Regions from separate parts of the Homo sapiens genome. Here region 1 is linked to region 2. The links are chromatin loops, found by intact Hi-C in ENCODE. Cell type or tissue: heart left ventricle. All regions are shown on one strand.

Region 1 (4,000 bases), 120 kb before region 2:
TGTAATAACTCTGTATCCATACAGTCTGTTCTAGGTCAAAAGGAGCAGAGGTTCTGACAGTGGCAAAAGTGCCATGTGGCATCTAACTAGTGAGAATTAGCAACTATCCATTTCAGAAATGTTACGCTAGTAATTTTTGTATGATGGTAAGGTGGACTATGCAGCCAGCCACTTACGACCATCAGTATAATCTTAGATACATAACCTAACTCATTTATGTTTCCTCATCTGTAGAATGGGAATATTAGGGTTGTTCTGAGGTTAAAATGTGGTAATACTTGTAAAGCACTTAGAATGAGTCTCTGGTACACAATAAGCCCTAATAAACGTGAGTTATTGTTAATACTATTAATTACATTAAGGGAGCAACAATGCCATACTTCCTTAATACCAACAACTTACAATTCCTGTCCTCCACTGAACTGTTCTCCTGATAAAATCTGAAACAAACAGGCTTAATATAACTTTTTAATTTCATTCAACCTCATCAATTTCAAGACTAGAAATATTATGGATTAAATTAACATGATAAAACTAATTTGGATGAACACTTTTGAGTTATTGACTTAGTACTTCTTAAGAAATATAAATATAACGCCATCTCTACTAAAAAAAAAAAAAATTAGCCGGGCATGGTGGCGGGCGCCTGTAATCCCAGCTACTCGGGAGGCTGAGGCAGGAGAATCGCTTGAACTCAGGAGGCGGAGGCTGCAGTGAGCTGAGATCGCGCTATTGCACTCCAGCCTGGGTGACAGAGCAAGACTCCATCTCAAAAAAAAGAAAAAAAAAAAAAGAAATGTAACTTTCATGAGGCAGGATTAATAGTGCTCTAGACCCCCAGAGGCTAGCATAGTGTGGACGTAAGAGCACATGGAAGGTGCCCACTATTTCTTGAGTGAACCAAATAAGTGAACACATTTTTTAAAATTGTCACATCCAATTCACCATCTCATCACTAGTATTCTATTCTTTTATTGCACCCCACCCAGTTCCTCACCTTTGGAGTAGTATACCTGAAATTTTAGACACTTTTTAAGAAGCAAAATTTTCAAAGGACACAAGGGTGATTTGGTGGAACCAGAACCAAATCTCTATATTCAACTGTGTATGATCAAATAATATGATTGAGAGGGCCACACTTCAAGTGATATAAAAAGTTTGAGATGCTCCCCTCTATACTTACCCCCTGGCTCTCCCCACAACATCTTTTTTCTCTAGCCAATGTTGTCCTTGTTTATAGAGGCCTCGGTCATCAACCGCATTATTATCTCCTTTGGTCAAAAACTTGATATGCCCATTTTGCCTTAAAAGAGTAAAGGAAACCCAAGTCATCAAATACCTTCATGGCATTTAAAGCACAAAATCTGTTCTTGTTAACCAAACATGTTTGTGGCACTGGGGTATCTTTTCACCATTCTAGTGTCGAAATAATTATTTATGGAGCTACAAGAATGTTAATAGCTGTGTTGTTCATAAACGACTAAAAACAAACTAAAGATCCAATATTAAGGAGCTCAAATATTATGTAAACATTAAAATAATGGTATAGAAGAATGACAAGATTGTACAAATTTTATTAAGTGAAGAAAAGAATACAAAATAGCATGTACAGTACAATCTCATTTTTATATTAAAATAAATACACACTACCAATTTTCTGGAAACACAAAGAACAAAGGAACACAATAAACTATCTCACAGGATATAATTGGCAAGATACAGACTATGGGAAACTACAGAATAACCCAGTTTCTCCAACTAATGACTTGCAAGGAACAAAGAAAGTTAGGGAAGTAACCTACAGATTAAACAAGAGACGGCCAGGCGCGGTGGCTCACGCCTGTAATCCCAGCACTTTGGGAGGCCAAGGTGGGCGGATCACCTGAGGTCAGAAGTTCGAGACCAGCCTGGCCAACATGGCGAAACCCTGTCTTTACTAAAAATACAAAAATAAGCTGGGCATGGTGGTGGGTGCCTGTAGTCCCAGCTACTCAGGAGGCTGAGGCAGGAGAATCACTTGAACCCAGGAGGCGGAGGTTGCAGTGAGCCGAGATCACGCCACTGCACTCAAGCCTGGGCGACAGAGCGAGACTCCATCCCAAAACGAAAAAAACAAAAAAACAAGAGAGTATAAAGCCACATCAACTAATTGCAGCTGAGAACTTTATCTGGGTCCAGATTCAAACAAATTGTTTAAGAAAGTTATGACACAATTGGGGATTTGAACAAATATCAAAAACTTGATGATACTAAAGAATTGTTTGGCCAGGGGCAGTGGCTCACTCCTGTAATCCTAGCATTTTAAGAGGCCAAGGTGGGTGGGTGGATCACTTGAGCCCAGGAGTTCAAGACCAACCTGGGCAACATGGCAAAGCAAAAAATACAAAAAAATTAGCCAAGCATGATGGTGTGCGCCTGTGGTTCCAGCTGAGTTAAGAGGATCACCTAAGCCCAGGGAGATTGAGGCTGCGGTGAGCTGTGATTGCGTCACTGCACTCTAGCCTTGGAGACAGAGTGAGACACTGTCTTGAATAACAAATAATAATAACAGGAAGGGGAAGAGGTGGGAGTAGAGATGGAGCAGAATTGGCTATATATTAATCATCACTGGGACAGGGATGATAGATACATGGGGGTTCCTCATACCCTTCTGTACATGTCAGAAACTCCCCAAATTCAGAAAATAAAAGCAAAAAAAAGGTATTAGACAAGATCTAAAATAATACAGACCAATGGATAAACAGACCAATGGATAAACAGTGGCTATCTATGGCTTTCTTTAGATTACCTTTATCTTCTTTTTTCTCTAACAAACATGAATTACTTTTATATTAGGAAAAAATGTTAGCTTTCAAAGAAGAAATACCTCAATTCTTCAGATATGCCAGGGTTTACAGGAACAGTATTTTGTTTTTTTGTTTTGTTTTGTTTTGTTTTGAGACAGAGTCTCACACTGTCGCCCAGGCTGGAGTGCAATGGCATGATCTCGGCTCACTGCAACCTCTGCTTCCTGGGTTCAAGCGATTCTCCTGCCTCAGCCTCCCAAGTAGCTAGGATTACAAGCGCCCGCCACCACACCCAGCTATTTTTTTTGTATTTTTAGTAGAGACAGGGTTTCACCATGTTGGCCAGGCTGGTCTGGAACTCCTGACCTCATGATCTGCCCACCTCGGCCTCCCAAAGTGCTAGGATTACAGGCGTGAGCCACCGTGCCCAGCCAGGAACAGCATTTTGTTGATCAGAAAATTATTAGCTTAATTCTACTAAAGAACCATGAAGTTTCTAGTAATTTTAAAATTTAATTGAAAGCAAAGTATATTTTACAGTTGATAAAGACTAGCTGAAAATTAATTCAAAGTGCATTTGGATTGACCACTGTAGTAGAAAGAAGAAAATTAGCTTCAGGTTTCTATGGGCTAATATCCACTTAGATTCTAAGCCGGAAACTGGCTCACTAGATGTTAAATCTGCAGAGGAAACTAAATTGGGAGGTGTTGCAAACACCAAAGATGGTTAAGTGCAAACAGTCACATTAAAAATAAGATGCCAGTTAGAAAAAATGCAAATATATACAGAGAAAAATAATCTGTAGCTGACAATTCAGTAAGTGAAAAAAGGAAAAATTCTGAAGGGTAAAAGAGGACAGGTGCTAGGAGGGGCTCACTGCAAGAGTGAAAGTCAGGAACAGCAGGAAGGAAAACTGAATTCAACCCAGAAAACAATATCAACTCCACACATGCAGAAAAGGCAAATCAGATATGAGGAGATAAAAATCCAGGAAAAGGGGAACTCCCCAGAAAAAGGAAAGGGTGCTAGAGAGATCTGGACTATTACCAAAGACTTGATTTGCTGGCAAAACAAACAAACAAACAAACAAACAAACAAACAAACAAACTAACTAACACACCCAATTTCCCCTTCTGGGATGTAATCAGGAGTTATCACTATAGTTTTTTTGAAAAAGCATAGATATTCTTCATCTACTTAGTGAAACAAATAT
Region 2 (4,000 bases):
CTCCCAGTGAGTGCAGCTCCAGGGCCAGCAGGCCCTGTGGAGCAGAGAGGAGTAGCCTGGGTGCTGTAGGGGGTGGCATAGGGATGGGTGAGGGAGCTGGGGTTAGTGGCAGAGGTGCCTGGGGTCGTACTAAGGATGTCCTGAGGCAGGGGAGCATCCACATTGGCTCAGGGTAGTGCTTTCCCAAACTTGACCCTGGTTCAGAGAGAGCAGAGATGGGTGGAGGGGCTGCATGGTGCCTTGGCCACCTCACCCCCTAGGGCTTGTCTCATCAGGCTCATTTATAAGTGCTCCTGTGAAATGGTCTTCAACAAGAAGAGGCACATTCAGCAGCATTTTTACCAGAATGTCAGCAAGACGCAGGTGGGCGTCTTCAAGTGCCCTGAGTGCCCACTCTTGTTCGTGCAGAAGCCGGAGTTGATGCAACACGTCAAGGTGGGATGCCTTGCGGGAGGAGGCCGGGGAGGAGGGCACATGCCTCAGGCTGGGGGTCTGACTCTGTGCATCTTTCCCCTTGCCCAGTCAGTAATCGCTCTCCCCATCCCCAGAGCACCCACGGTGTTCCCCGAAATGTGGACGAGCTGTCAAGCCTCCAGTCTTCAGCGGACACATCCTCAAGCCGCCCTGGCTCTCGAGTTCCCACTGAGCCACCAGCCACTAGTGTGGCTGCTCGGAGCAGCTCCCTGCCTTCTGGCCGCTGGGGTAGGCCTGAAGCCCACCGCAGGGTGGAAGCCAGGCCGCGGCTGAGGAACACTGGCTGGACCTGCCAGGAGTGCCAGGAGTGGGTTCCAGATCGGGAGAGCTACGTGTCCCACATGAAAAAGAGCCACGGTCGGGTAAGTGCAGCCACACAGTCATAATGCAGAGCCCAGTCCTCTGGACTTCCTTCTGTGAAGCCAGAACCCCTAGGGTTCCTGGTGCTTAGGGCAGGGTGGGTACCACAGATCTTGAGGTCTTCGGGAGTATCCTCCTTTCTGCCCATGGCATCTGAGAAGAAAAATGCACCCAGAACTATCTTACAGTTCTGATGCTTTGTGTGTTGCCACCTCCTTCCTTAGACATTGAAGCGGTACCCATGCCGGCAGTGTGAACAGTCCTTCCACACCCCCAACAGCCTGCGCAAACACATCCGCAACAACCATGACACAGTAAAGAAGTTCTACACCTGCGGGTGAGTCCCTGGGGATAGTAGTGAGGAGGCCTGAGGTTCAAAAGACTCTGTCCGTGGCACCACTGGGGCTTTTCTGTGCTGCAAGATCAGGTGTCTAAGACAAGAGACAAGTGATTTCCAACTGGAAGAAATTGCGGCTAAGTCAGAAATCAGGGGCAGGTCAAAAATCAGCTTCCAGAACCTGGTAGCTCCTGAGCCCTCTCTCGTCACTCTCTAGCCCAGGACTGCACAGCCCATCAGTCACGAAGCATCCTGAGGTTTAAGAGGAGGGGTGGTGATGTGAGCATGCACCCCTGGGGCCGAGAGGCTTCTGCACCATCTGCCTGTGCCTTGGGGTGGCCCCAGGCCCTTTCACTGTGACTACTAGCCTAGCACTTGGGTCTCTGGGCGGTGACATCAGGTAGTGTTCAGTGAGATTGTGGCTGAGTGCCAGGTGTCAAGAGTGCAAGTATTCTGACGTGCTATTGTCTGCTACCTTGGCTGGCCTGCTGGCTGGATCTCTCTGGGGTTCCCAGCACTAGCCAGCCCAGGAGTCTGCTCCAGACTCCCTCCTTCCTGGCCTTGGTGTGAATAGCACTGAGGGAGCCTGCGGCCCGGGCACTTACCTGACCTCTCCGCTGTGCTTCTGCAGGTACTGCACAGAGGACAGCCCCAGCTTTCCTCGGCCCTCCCTTCTGGAGAGCCACATCAGCCTTATGCATGGCATCAGAAACCCTGATTTGAGCCAGACGTCCAAAGTGAAACCTCCGGGTGGACATTCCCCTCAGGTGAGTGTGGGCTCCCTGCCTATTGGAGCTGGCTGCTCAGTGAGGCTTGGAGCTGGAAGGGCATTAGGAAGGCTACTGTTGTGGCCATGGAACAACCAGAGTGACAGCTTCCCTCAATGTGGGTCACTCTCTAGTCCTGTGTGACCCGCCTGGCACTGGACACAAGTAGGGGATAAGGACAAAGACCCATAAGGTGGCCTGTCAGCCTTTTGTTACTGTTGCTTCCCTGTCACCACGGCCCCCTCTGTAGGGGTGTGCTGTGCTCTGTGGACATTGGTGCATTTTCACACATACCATTCTCTTTCTGCTTCACAGCAGTCCTGAGGCGGGAGCACACAGGACTACCTTGTCAGATGAGGATAATGATGTTTGGCCAACTCACCCCCCAACCTTCTCACTAGTTATAGGAAGAGCCAGGCCTAGAACCTTCTATCCTGGCCCCTTGCCCTATGACCTCATCCCTGTTCCATGCCCTATTCTGATTTCTGGTGAACTTTGGAGCAGCCTGGTTTTTCCTCCTCACTCCAGCCTCTCTCCATACCATGGTAGGGGGGTGCTGTTCCACAGAAGGGTCAGGTGTGTCTGGGAAGTCCTAAGAGCTGCCTGGAGTTTCAAGGCATTCTTAAAAACGTTCTTGCCTAATCAGATGGTGTCAGTAGTTGGCAAAGCACCTTTCATGCGTAGTAGCTGGGGGTATCGATTGATGTTTTTGGCAACACCTGTCCAATTGTAAAATGTACATCCTCCCTTCCCCCAAAATGCACATACCCTTTGATCCAGCAATTCTGCTTCTAGGATTTGTCTATTAGAGAGATCTTTTGCCTTGGGCATAAAGAAGTCTGCTAAAGGATGTTTGCTGCAGCACTGTGTGCAGTAACAAAGACGGAACTCAGCTAAATGTCTGCCGTTGGGGACTTCTCATCCCCACATTGGGTTAGTGTGCTGCCTTTAGAAGAATGAAGCCTCTGTATGTTCTCCCATGGAAACATGCTCCAATGTATGTTGTTAAGTAAAACAAAAACAAAAACAAGAAAAACACAGGGTGAAGAAAAGCATGCATATACTGGGTGCGGTGGCTCATGCCTGTAATCCCATCACTTTGGGAGGCCAAGGTGGAAGGATCACTTGAGCCTAGGAGTTTGAGACCAGCCTAGGCAACATTGGGAGACTCTGTCTCTACAATAAATAAGTAAATAAATTAGCTGGGTGTGGTGGTGTGCACCTATAGTTCCATCTATTCAGGAGGCTGAGGTGGGAGGATCGCTTAAGCTCTGAGGTAAGACTGCAGTGAGCTGTGATCACGCCACTGCACTCCAGCCTGGGTAACAAAATGAGACCCTGTCTCAAAAATGAAATGAAATAAAATAAAATAATTAGCTGGGTTTGGTGATGTTCACTTGTAGTCCCAGCTACTCATGAGGCTGAGGTGGGAGGATCGCTTAAGCCCGGTAGGTCAAGGATGCAGTGAGCTGTGATTGTGCCTCTGCACTCCAGCCTGGGCAACAGAGTAAGACCCTGCCTCAAAAAGAAAAAGAAAAGTATGCATGGCATGCCATATTTTGTAAAAGACAATAGTTTTGTTTTTGTATAGGCATAGGATACCTCTTGGAGGAGCCACAAACCCAGGTAATATGTTCTTTGGAGAGCAGGTCTGGGGAGTGGGGTAGTCTCTATACCCTTCCCGTGCCTTTGGAGTATTGTGACACATGCATATGTTACATTACAAAACAAAGAATTGAAACAAACCAAACGTAAACCAGCGTTCAGGGCTGGGGTGACCCTGGCCTGGGTGGTGCTTTCTTTGAGTCCTTGGGCTCATGGTTATGTCTAGGGGCTCATGTCCAGGGCTTGGCCTGGACTTTGCTCATGCTGTCTCTCCTTTTAGGTGAACCATCTGAAAAGACCAGTCAGTGGAGTGGGGGACGCTCCAGGCACCAGCAATGGCGCAACTGTCTCTTCCACCAAAAGGCACAAGTCCCTTTTTCAGTGCGCGAAATGTAGTTTTGCCACAGACTCGGGGCTCGAGTTTCAGAGCCACATACCTCAGCACCAGGTGGACAGC

The links. Peaks named below come from ENCODE experiments on the same cell type or tissue, not always from the same donor. Only the 100,000 strongest peaks of a DNase experiment are listed, where the experiment ranks them.
Region 1: a loop joins it to region 2, with 2.6 times the contacts of the local background. A loop is called at or near these places in 1 of 110 quality-filtered maps.

What each region holds. Positions count from the first base shown.
Region 1 is chr15:84,679,530-84,683,529 of GRCh38, forward strand. SEC11A (SEC11 homolog A, signal peptidase complex subunit) reads right to left here. Exons shown (of 6, transcript NM_014300.4): 4 at 1,184-1,303. Among named protein-coding and RNA genes, the nearest start is that of NMB, 23 kb to the left of the region's middle. In heart left ventricle, no CTCF peak of the experiment used is centred here; a DNase peak (open chromatin) is centred at 2,480.
Region 2 is chr15:84,798,040-84,802,039 of GRCh38, forward strand. ZNF592 (zinc finger protein 592) reads left to right here. Exons shown (of 11, transcript NM_014630.3): 6 at 1-6; 7 at 276-435; 8 at 549-836; 9 at 1,059-1,171; 10 at 1,803-1,938; 11 at 3,824-4,000. Among named protein-coding and RNA genes, the nearest start is that of ALPK3, 17 kb to the right of the region's middle. In heart left ventricle, no CTCF peak of the experiment used is centred here; a DNase peak (open chromatin) is centred at 1,538.